Linked DNA regions of Homo sapiens: region 2 is linked to region 1. A link is an interaction called in ENCODE POLR2A ChIA-PET data of the cell type or tissue named here. Cell type or tissue: Caco-2. All regions are shown on one strand. Links, peaks and the distances in the headings refer to the core of each region. The heading gives the core; the rest is flanking DNA.

Region 1 (5,389 bases), core at 137-5,136:
TCCATACAAGTTAAATGTTTCTTTAAAAAAAGCAAATTCTTGGCTGGGTGCGGTGGCTCACGCCTGTAATCCCAGCACTTTGGGAGGCTGAGGCGGGCGGATCACCTGAGGTCGAGAGTTCTAGACCAGCCTGACCAACATGGAGAAACCACATTTCTACTAAAAATACAAAATGAACAGGGCATGGTGGTGCATGCCTGTAATCCCAGCTACTCGGGAGACTGAGGCAGGAGAATCAGTTGAACCTGGGAGGTGGAGGTTGTTGTAAACCGAGATCGTGCTATTGCACTCCAGCCTGGGCAACAAGAGTGAAACTCTATCTAAAAAAAAAACAAAAAAAAAAACAAAAAAAACAAAACAAACAAAAAAACTTAGTGAACGCTGTGAGTTAAAATTTCTTATCTGCATTAATTTCCAGTAAGATCATGTGAGTATTCTGATGACAATAATAATCTATGGAAGATCATTTTGAATTTGGCAGTGTTAAGTAAAATCCATTATTGAAATGTATTTAAGTTGTGTGTTTTCTTGATTTCTCAACCGGACAAAGACAATGCTATGTGTTCATCAAACCATTTTATTTTTGTCCTGAGCACATTGGAAGATGCATTTCCCAGTTTTCTTGCAGCTAGGTAGGATATCATATCACTAATTCTGGCCAATGGGATATTGGTGGCAACGATGTATGTATTTTCAGATCTGGTTCATAAAAATCTCTCACTTACACTTCTCTCCCTTTCTTATGGATGACGTGTTGAAGTGGCAACATCACAATGGAAGTAGTCTTGGTCTCTAAGTTCCCACTTGGACGTAAGTAACCCGACCACAAAACCAAATTGTCAACCATATTCAACATGAGAAATAATATATGCTCTCAGATGCTGAGATTTTTCTTTTTCTCCCCTTTTTAAATTTTTGTAAAAACAGTATAGCATAGCTTCCCCTGACTAATTCCCACTTCAGCCTGTGTGCTAAGGATAAGCAGGTTTTGTCCTCATATTGCTCAGCATTTTCATATACTCTGAAACACTCTCAGGTTGGAATAATATCTTCTCAAACTTTAACATCTTTATTAATCCTTATAAAATTGGCTGTATACTTTATTTTCCATGTGTTGTTGAGAAATTTGTGACTTACAGAATGTTAAGTGAAAATTGTAAGTAGTTAAAAGAAAAGATAAATTATACAAAAATAGACTTAAGACTGCCAAAGATTTGAAGAGAATTACAAGAGAAAGCAAGTGGCAAATTCCAAGGGAGTAAAAGTTTATATTCGATAACTGAAATTGGATTTCTTTTATATTAGAAGGGGATGAACTTGAAAAAAAGAACTACCAACAGACACTTTTTGGGAGTTAATCCAATCTTTTGTCCATTTTTTCCTTTAATTATTTTAAAACGGCTAGTTAATGGATACGTAATTCATACAAATCATACAGCATATTTTACTTTTTTAAATTTTAAGGATTTAATTTAATTAAAATTAATTTGTTGAATTATATATTATATCACATGGTTTGAAGTTCAAAAGATACTATATATGTATATCTATGTATATATCTATCTCTCTATGTATCTATCTGTATATTTTTTGTTTTGTTTTGTTTTGTTTTGAGATGGAGTTTCACTCTTGTTGCCCAGGCTGGAGTGCAGTGTCGCAATCTCAGCTCACTGCAACCTCCGCCTTCCGGGTTCAAGCGATTCCCCTGCCTCAGCCTACCAAGTAGGTGGGATTACAGTCGCCCGCAACCGCATCCGGCTAATTTTTGTATTTTTAGTAGAGACAGGGTTTCACCACCTTGGTCAGGCTGGTCTTGAACTCCTGAAATCAGGTAATCCACCCGCCTGGGCCTCCCAAAGTGCTGAGATTACAGGCGTAAGCCACTGCGCCCAGCTCTATCTCTATATATTTTTTACATACACAAAACAGATTTAATGAATCGGTATTCCAAGAAATGCCAAAGTGAGGTACCAAGACACCGGGGAAATTCCTTAAACACTCTATGCCCCAATTTCCTCTGTGAAGCAGAGGCAGCTATGGAGTCTTCAGGAGGATGGCATCGTGGGAGAACTCCATGAGGCCAGGTAAGGCAAGCACTTAGTCTTGCTCACAATAAATACTTAGGAGTAAAATCTACCCAAATGCAAAGACAGGATGCCAATGTAGTTCTTCCAGTATCAAATGAAGGTAATGGTGGCATTTCAAAAATCTAACCAAAGACATCTGCTTAGGGAATAAGAGGCTCAGGGTAAGATCTAAGGAATTCTAGCAAAACAAAAAACAAAAAAGCAAAAAAAAAAAAAAAAAAAACAAAAAAAACCGATAGGACTGATCCCAACACGAAGAGAAAACAATACAAATCCCAGGGAGGGAAATTCCAAAGTCCGCTAACATGAAAGGAATGCCTTCGTCCTCAAGTGTGTGGCGTCCACGCTGGGCTTTGTCCAAGCACACAAACCTCTTAGGCTGAACGCTTCTGTAGAGCTTCAAACAGGCTGACCATGAAAAATCCCGGCCTGCTAGAGGAAGCTCGCGGAGACAGAGATGGCATTTTCTTTGCCTATGTAGTTATTCTTCCACTTCCGCGAGCTCTGAAGATTTGCATTTTTGAGCAAAGGTATCTACCCCTCAGATCCAAGTTAGTCCTGGCAGATGAACCTCTGGAATTTGCTTCTCAGTAATAAAGAGGAGTTTTCTAACTACGTTCTCATGCCAACTAAGCTTCAGGTGGCTTAAGGCTGCAAAGATGCTGGTTCTCATCCAGAAAGGACCGATTTCTATTACTCCAGAGAAGAAGGTCTAATCATTTCATCTATGAACTAAGACTTTTCCTTGTTTATAATTTTTATTTTATTTTATTTTATTTTTTGAGAAGGGTCTCACTCGGTCACCCAGGCTGGAGTGCAGTGGAGCAAGATCATGGCTCACTGCAACCTCCACCTTCTGAGCTCAAGCAATCCTCCCACCTCAGCACTGCCCCCCACCTCCCTACTAGCAGCCGGGACCACAGGTGCAAATCACCGGCTAACTTTTTTATTTTTCATAGAGTTTCTACAGGCTGCCCAGGCCGGTCTCCTGGACTCAAGTGATCCACCCGTCTGGGCCTCCCAAGTGCTGGGCCCATGGTCGTGAGTCACTGCTGCCGGCTATAATTTTTTAAAGGAATCAATTTTGTTCCATTTAACATACATTCAACCAAGACAAATTATTAATATTTTCCTTTATGAAGAGACTTGGGGTTGGGCATGGTTGCTTATGCCCAAAGGCTGTATATGGAAAGGTCTCCTTCCCGCAATTGTTCACAGACCCTTAGTTCTCCTCATTAGGAACAAATAATGCTACCAATTTCTTGTTTACTCTTCCAAAGTTTATATGCAATTGTAAGCAATGACATATCTGTATCTACTCAGTTCTACCATTATAGCTTCAAAACAGTCATAGTCAATACAAAAAATGAATGAGCATGACTGTGTTACCAAAAAACCATATTTACAAAAATGGGGCCGGGTGCGGTGGCTCACACCTGTAATCCCAGCACTTTGGGAGGCCGAAGTGGGTGGATTACTTGAGGTCAGGTGTTCAAGACCAGCCTGGCCAACATGGTGAAACTTCGCCTCTACAAAAAATACAAAAACTAGCCACGTGTGGTGGTGCACGCTTGCAATCCCAGCTACTTGGGAGGCTGAGGTGAGAGGATTGCTTGAACCCATGAGGCAGAGGTTGCAGTGAGCCAAGATTGTGCCACTGCACTCCATCCTGGGCAAAAGAGCGAGACTCCACTCAAAATAAAATAAATAAACAAATAAAAATACAAAAAAAATTTTACAAAAACGGGTGGGCAGCTATGTTCTTAGTTTGTCAACACCTACCCTAAGGCATTAATGTTATGAGTTAATTTCTCTCCTGTGCAATTAGAATAGTACTAGTTATGCACAACCCTTCAGAAAATTGAAAAAACAGTCACTCAAATAATTTTTTGTATGGCTAATTCTCTTGTAAACTGTTGTTGAGAAAGGCTGTGGGATCTAGAAAACCATCTTGCAATTGATGTCAACTAGTCCCTTTGGAACCTGAGAGCTGTGTCTCTGGAAATGGTAGGCTGTGATACATGTGAGACCAGCCCCTTTCATTCCTGTTTAGTATCTTCAGTTTGTGATCTCTGTAATTTCACCTTGTCCCAGCCCCTGAAGTTGGGTTGGAAGCACTCACTGCTGCCTTCTCTGTTCTCCTTCTAATTCCCTAATGTACCCCACTTAATTGATGTAAACTGTATTTTTAAACAAACCTAACCTCATGAATAGTTGTTGTAACCTTTATTCAGTGGATGGGAAATTAATGGATAGAGCACTGAAGATATTTATTGATGGAGGAAGCTCATGTAATTTTTGAGAGAAAAATCGGTGGCCAGAAGATTAATGACTCAAGCTCAGTAGCAGAGCATGTGGGGTCCAGGCTACATACACAGGTTGCGCCTTCACAGTCACTTCTGGGTTACACAGAGCGGGATAAATTCTGAGACTGCGGAAAAACGCAGTTTACTTGTCTCTCCACATTTTTCTCTTCATGTTTTTACTTCCTGCAAGACTTATGGTCTTTTCCTTGTACTTTAATATCTTTTTCCACAAGGACTTAGAGCTGAAAGAAGAAAAAGTTAAAACTTCAGCTGATTGGTTTAGTTTCTGGTTAACTCTTCAAATAATAGATTAAGCTTGAGAGAAGCTTGAAACCACTGAATGAAGTCAGCTTTTGTATTATTTGTGAACCTTAGTTATTCTTTCTCTACTTCCAGGTAGCACAAATAACGGATTGTTGGTTTTACTTTTAGAAACATTTACATCTATTTTCCAGTCATTAGATAATAATCATTTTATTTGGATTGATAAATGCAGAGGTAACATTTTGAACCCATCTGTGTATTTCATCACTGTTATGAGTGCCTGAAATACAAAGGTCTTCTTAAGAATAAGTGCTTCTGAAGTCCTGTCCTTTCTTCCCAAATCAGAGCAAAAAGAAATAAAGTACTTCAGTCTTTTATCAGTTAAAATACTAACAGATAGAAAATAACAAAGAATAGACTGTTTTCCTGCCTATTGTAAGACAAAATGAAATGTTTACTGTTGGAAACACTATACCTTTTTTTAGCCTCTCTCCCCTATCTTCTTATTTTCCTTGATGGACTCTTTCTCTTATCTGAGCAAACTTTTTGTTTGTTTGTTTGACTCAGTCTCTCAGTGAACAGTATAGCGACCCATTAGCTCCAGCGTTGGACTCTGACTGTGTCAAGAGTAGAAGTTTGAAGTGCAATTCTTATCCATCATATTTCTCCAATTATTAACTCTCCTTTACTGCCTTTTAAATACTTCACAAAATGGAAACCCCTTTTGAATAA
Region 2 (5,389 bases), core at 294-5,293, 69 kb before region 1:
TTTATCCTTAAGATGTGACTATCAAGATCACTACTATTGGTGAGGCTGGAAAGCTGCCATTTTATTAGTGTTAACTTTACTTTATCTATTAAAAGAAATATTTTCAGAAAAAATAAATAAACCCTGAGGGCAAATAATAGTTGAATAGGAATATGAAGTGTGGTGGCTTACATCTGAAATTCCAGCACTTTGGAAGGCCAAGGCGGGTGGATCACTTGAGGCTAGGAGTTCGAGACCAGCCTGCGCAAAATGGGGAACCCTCATCTCTACAAAAAATACAAAAATTACCCAGGAGTGGTGGCGCATGCCTGTAGTCCCAGCTACTTGGGGGGCTGAGGTGGGAGGATCACTTGAGCCCGGGAGGTTGAGGCTGCAATGAGCTGGGATCACATCATTACACTCCAGCCTGGGTGACAGAGCAAGACCCTGGGGGAGAGGGGAGAGGTAAGAGGAGAGAGGAGGAGAGGAGGAGAGGAGGAGAAGAAAAGAAACCCCGAAGTATTGATGGTAGTTCATTGCTGGTATGGGGCTGTTGGGTGAATACATCCAAATGCTTTCATACACACTGGTCTTAATAGGGGAATCGGCTCGTTCTGCATAACATCCGCAATAATATTAGCCCCCAAATAGCTGTTACTCAGATTCAACAGTTATCAAGATTTTCCTACATTGTCCTCATCTGTCTAATTTTCTTCCTTAACTATTAAAGCAATTCTCAAAAGTCATGTCATTCATTTAACTCTTTCATTTATTGGTATGCATCTCTTAAGTCTTGACATTGCCATAAGCCATTATCACATATTACAAACTGTGAAGAAACATTTCCTGGTATATCTAATTTGGAACACTGCCTAAATGTAGCGAATCTATTTTCTGTCAGAAATACCTCAGGGAAAGGGTACTCGTGAATGGAGAGGCATACATCTCCTCTGAAGGCAATTGTGTTTGCGCAGTTTTCTTCTCATGGTCAAATTAACTGAAGGAAAAAGAGAGAAGTATTAGGAGCATTTTTCAGAGGCTTAATTGTTGTTTAATCTAGACAATGCAAACATATTTTGGAGCCAAACTAGATTGTGGTTATTTGCCATTTGTTCAAATGTGATTATAAAATTAAAAACCAATGTGATGCATATACACAAGGGGTGTTCCTAACAGTTAATGTTAATAGCAAGATCTTCTTTTACTCCTATTTTTTTAACTCCATCGTTGAGCAACATAGCAACATCTTAATAGTAATATCCTCCTCCTTTTGAATGATTTTTTCCTAAATGCTCCTAGACCTTTTATTTTATGTAGTAAATTAATCACAAATATTTTGTAAGAACATTGTCAAAGCTACTGTGTATTTCTGAAAAGTATAAATGGTTTGAATAGTGACTGCTGTAAACAATGAGAAGGGATCAAGCTGCTTTCTCAGAGTTGCTGAATTGGAACTTTTTTCTTACTTATGTAAAAGCACAGACCAGGGGACATCATTCGAAATAAACTCACAGTGATCAAACTTCTAATTCACTAAAAAGCAAAGTCTGAATTTTTAACAAGTGATGCATCGTTTTCTGTTCTAACTGAAGAAGTATATTATCAAGTGAATAATTTAACATATTTGGATGTAAATATTACCACCTTTTTATTTAAAGTTGGGTTTGTGGTTCAGAAAACTTTAACTTTCTAATTTCTTTCTTTCTTTCTTTCTTTCTTTTTTCTGTTTCTTTCTTTCTTTCTTTCTCTCTTCTTTTCTCTCTTTTCTTTCTTTTTTTTTTCAAACTTACTGGTTCTTTGAAATCTTAGCTGTTTGGTTTTGAAGTAAAAGTACATTAGAATACTTTTGTGTACTAAATTTCTGTTGGTTAAGTACAATATACTTGATATCATCTTTGAAAACATGTCAAGTAAATTAATATTATGTATCTTTATCATACATATTTTTGATGCTTTTTAGCTGTATAAGCATAATAATAAAAACTGCACTTATTTGTTTTAAGTGACATGCCTAGTTACATAATTAGAAATGACAGCTATTGACCTGTTTTAAGATTTAATCTGCATTTTGTTGCATTATGCTTTTTGTATGTTAATTCAGCCCCTACTCTGGGCAGCAACATACTTTTTAAATAAACTGCTTTGGAGTTTGCATTTTACCTAAAAATCTATACATTTATTTACCTTTATAATGAATAGACGAACACTTCTGTTTCATTTTACTTGTAAAGACAACATAATCTGCAATAGCTTAGAGATCTATTTTCTTGGCATTTAGGAAAAATAGTGGTAAAATACTTATCATTTCAAAGTCCAGATGTTTTTAAAATATTGAAATAATAGACCCAACAGGATAGATAGCATACTTTCAAAATCCTACACATTTATCCCCAATACTACTAACTGCAAGCACACCTAAGTGGTTTTCAGATAAACACAATCATGCTCAGAGACCCAGGGATGCAAACAGGCAAAACAAGTTACTTGTACAAATGTATCAAAGGCCTACCTGGTCTCTGTCCGCTGATAAGGAGAAGACTCATAATAAAAATAAAAAATGCAAAAAGGAATTGCTGAAATCTCATTTTCCTACCGCACAAAAGTAGAGCAATGACTCTCAATGTAAACCAAACGATCTGTAAATAGTCTGTGCAATATCTGTGTGGCTGTCTTCACATTCTAGTGACAAACCTCAGAGAACTGCCAGCTGTGTTTTGCAGGAAGGTTAATGATCACATTAGACAAAGTTGCCGGTGCTCTGTGCTGTGGTCAGAGCCTCCCTCAGCCTCAAACCCCTCCTCCACTCCTCTTCTCCTTTCTCCTCGGCCACTCCCCTTTATTTCCATAAGCAAATATTGGTGAAATAAACCATTCAAGCATGCTATAACTTTAGTGGAAGTGTACTCCAAAAGCTCCAAGAAGAGAATGACTTAAATTCAATCTGGATATGAAGAAATACGTAAAACAAGACGTGACACTGCCTCCTCCCCTTACCATTTGCATCTGTTTAAACTTTGCCCATATTGGTCCCACATGCAGAAACCAGTGGAAATGACAGGAAGTCTCTCTTTTGTCTTTTTCAGAAGGAATTCTGAAGCTCTAACATAAGAGTCCCAAATGCTTTGTGGCAGAACATGTGCTGAAATGCTTTATCTTTACCAAACTTACTGCAAAGTAGTGCCTGTTTACACGAACTCTCCAAATTGCCTAATTCACTGGGTTTGTAACAGTAAAGATTTTTGGAATTTAGAATGTTTTGAAATAAATCTGCAAAACATATACATTTATATTAATATTTTGTAAAGTGCAGTTTTAAAAGTAACAGATTATTTTCATCTGCAAATGTCCAGGATTTTAAAAAAGGAAGTTCAGGCAAGCCACAAACTCATGAAATCTGTGTTCGGTTAAAAATTTATATGTGGTGGAATACCAGGCTAACATACCACAGTCACAGAAATTGGAGATGGAGAAAACAAGTCTTAGTTCATCTCCCAGTGAATTCAGAAAACACAAAAACAGTCTAGCCTTGTCTTTTACACACATGCACCAAGATCTCTTTTTGTTTCAAGTGCTCCCTTATATATCAGATACAGCTGTTATAAATGGAAATGACTATACTTATTATGTAAGTATAATAAATTCCATTTATAACATCCATATCGAACATATTTTAGGTAAAATGCAAAATGCCAAAAGAATAGTATAGGTATGCCTTGAAACACAAGTACAGCCAAAGTACTAGCTCTAAAGCATGTGTAATTTGTTTTGAACCATTAGGAATTTTGTTGTATTTGGCTTCTTTAGACTCAGGTAGTTGGTACATAACCTTGGGGCTTCCTGAGGTTTGAATTTAATGCACAATTTGTCTTGATTTTATAAGTCAATCTGTAAATTTCCCTGCCTGTCTAGTTAGGCATGAAGTTTATAATAGGCGATGGCATACAAAAATTCTTAAATTCACTTTATTGAAGTCTTGAGAATATATTGACCTGTTTGGGGACTGCAAGCATAGTGTTAAAGGGTCCTACTTTACCATGCTGTCCATTGCTTCATAAAATCAATGGAATACAATAGAGTTTGAACTCATGATATACAAGTGACTTAAGAATGGCAAAGAGTTTATTCAGATTTTTAAATCCCTCCCCATTTCCCGCCCCAGTCTTCTTAGTACAGCATTCAGGAAAACAGCATGCTAACAAAGTTGAATGTTAAATCAATAAGAGATCAATATAGATTTTGGCACTATATTTTCAGGCCAAGTTTTAAGTCTATTCAAAGGTTTAGTAGTGAGTCTTTATAGATAAGATAGAGACCTACCACAGAGAGCAAATATTGACTAAAATTTTTATATTTCATTACCAGGTGATCAACAATGAATTCCTAGAATATCACTAATATGCACCAGTGCTGTGGAAGATACATATCTCCACTGATCAGGACAGAGCAAACTGTTATATTTAAGTCATCTAACCACATAGAACATTATTTTTCTCATTAAAAGAAAAAAGATGTGATAAAATACCTGGTTTTCTACCTGAAAGAGTGATTATGTATTAAACTCATGAAAATTTACACATGATTTATTTACATGTTTTAAAATTAGTCTTTCAAAAAGACAAACAAAAAGATGTTGTTTAAATAGTTGACTTTTGGAGTATAGTAATAAAGTGATTATACAGTCAATGAGCAACTGAAATGTTAGACATGGAGGTACAATGAAAAGTGATCCAGCATTTCTGTGGAATGTGAGTCAACAATAGCAATAAATCATTCATCTTAGTACTGAATAACTAGGTATGGAGAAATATTGGTAGGAAAGTGTCAGAACAATGCAACTGGCTCTGCAAACAGCACTTTCAGCCTGCAAGTATAAGAGAACAAGGCATCTTCTTTGTTTACAGGAACACAAACCTAGACTTCTATCCTACAGACAGCCTTTGTGAGGGAGGCAAGGGCTGTGCCCCGGGCCAAATCCTATGTTAAGTGTGTTGCATATGTTACTTCGCATAATCCTCCCCAAAACACTCTGAAGTATCATGACTCCCTGTTTACCAGATGAGAAAACTGACAGCTAAAGAGGTGTAGCCTCCAAGGGCTAGATGACCGGAAGAGGAATAGATGGGATCCAAATTCCATAATCTCAGCCCTCAAACATTTCGCTATCCTCCCTTTTAAGGCCCCAATCCCAGTTCTTAAAAAAGAAAAAAAAAAAAAAAAAAAAAGCCTATTGAAGCTATTATAAAACAAAAGATAAGTTAGCAATATATTTCTTGTACGAGGTTGAATATTGTGCCCCATAAAATTTATGTCCATCTGGAACCCAGAATGTGGCCTTATTTTGAAATAGGGTCATTGCAAATGTAATCAGTTAAGATTGAGGTCATACTGGAGTAGGGTGGGTCCTAAATCC

What was found. Peaks named below come from ENCODE experiments on the same cell type or tissue, not always from the same donor. Only the 100,000 strongest peaks of a DNase experiment are listed, where the experiment ranks them.
Region 2: POLR2A ChIA-PET joins it to region 1 with 13 read pairs; 2 of 35 experiments call an interaction of 5 or more read pairs at or near these places.

The regions. Positions count from the first base shown.
Region 1 is chr4:164,804,853-164,810,241 of GRCh38, reverse strand. No RefSeq gene overlaps it. Among named protein-coding and RNA genes, the nearest start is that of SMIM31, 53 kb to the right of the region's middle. In Caco-2, for the core only: no CTCF peak of the experiment used is centred there; a DNase peak (open chromatin) is centred at 2,431; H3K4me3 peaks cover 172 bases.
Region 2 is chr4:164,874,507-164,879,895 of GRCh38, reverse strand. It overlaps APELA (apelin receptor early endogenous ligand), which reads right to left and starts at 2,718. Exons shown (of 3, transcript NM_001297550.2): 1 at 2,489-2,718; 2 at 887-976. The coding sequence starts at 2,564. The coding sequence ends at 888. In Caco-2, for the core only: no CTCF peak of the experiment used is centred there; a DNase peak (open chromatin) is centred at 2,725; H3K4me3 peaks cover 1,440 bases.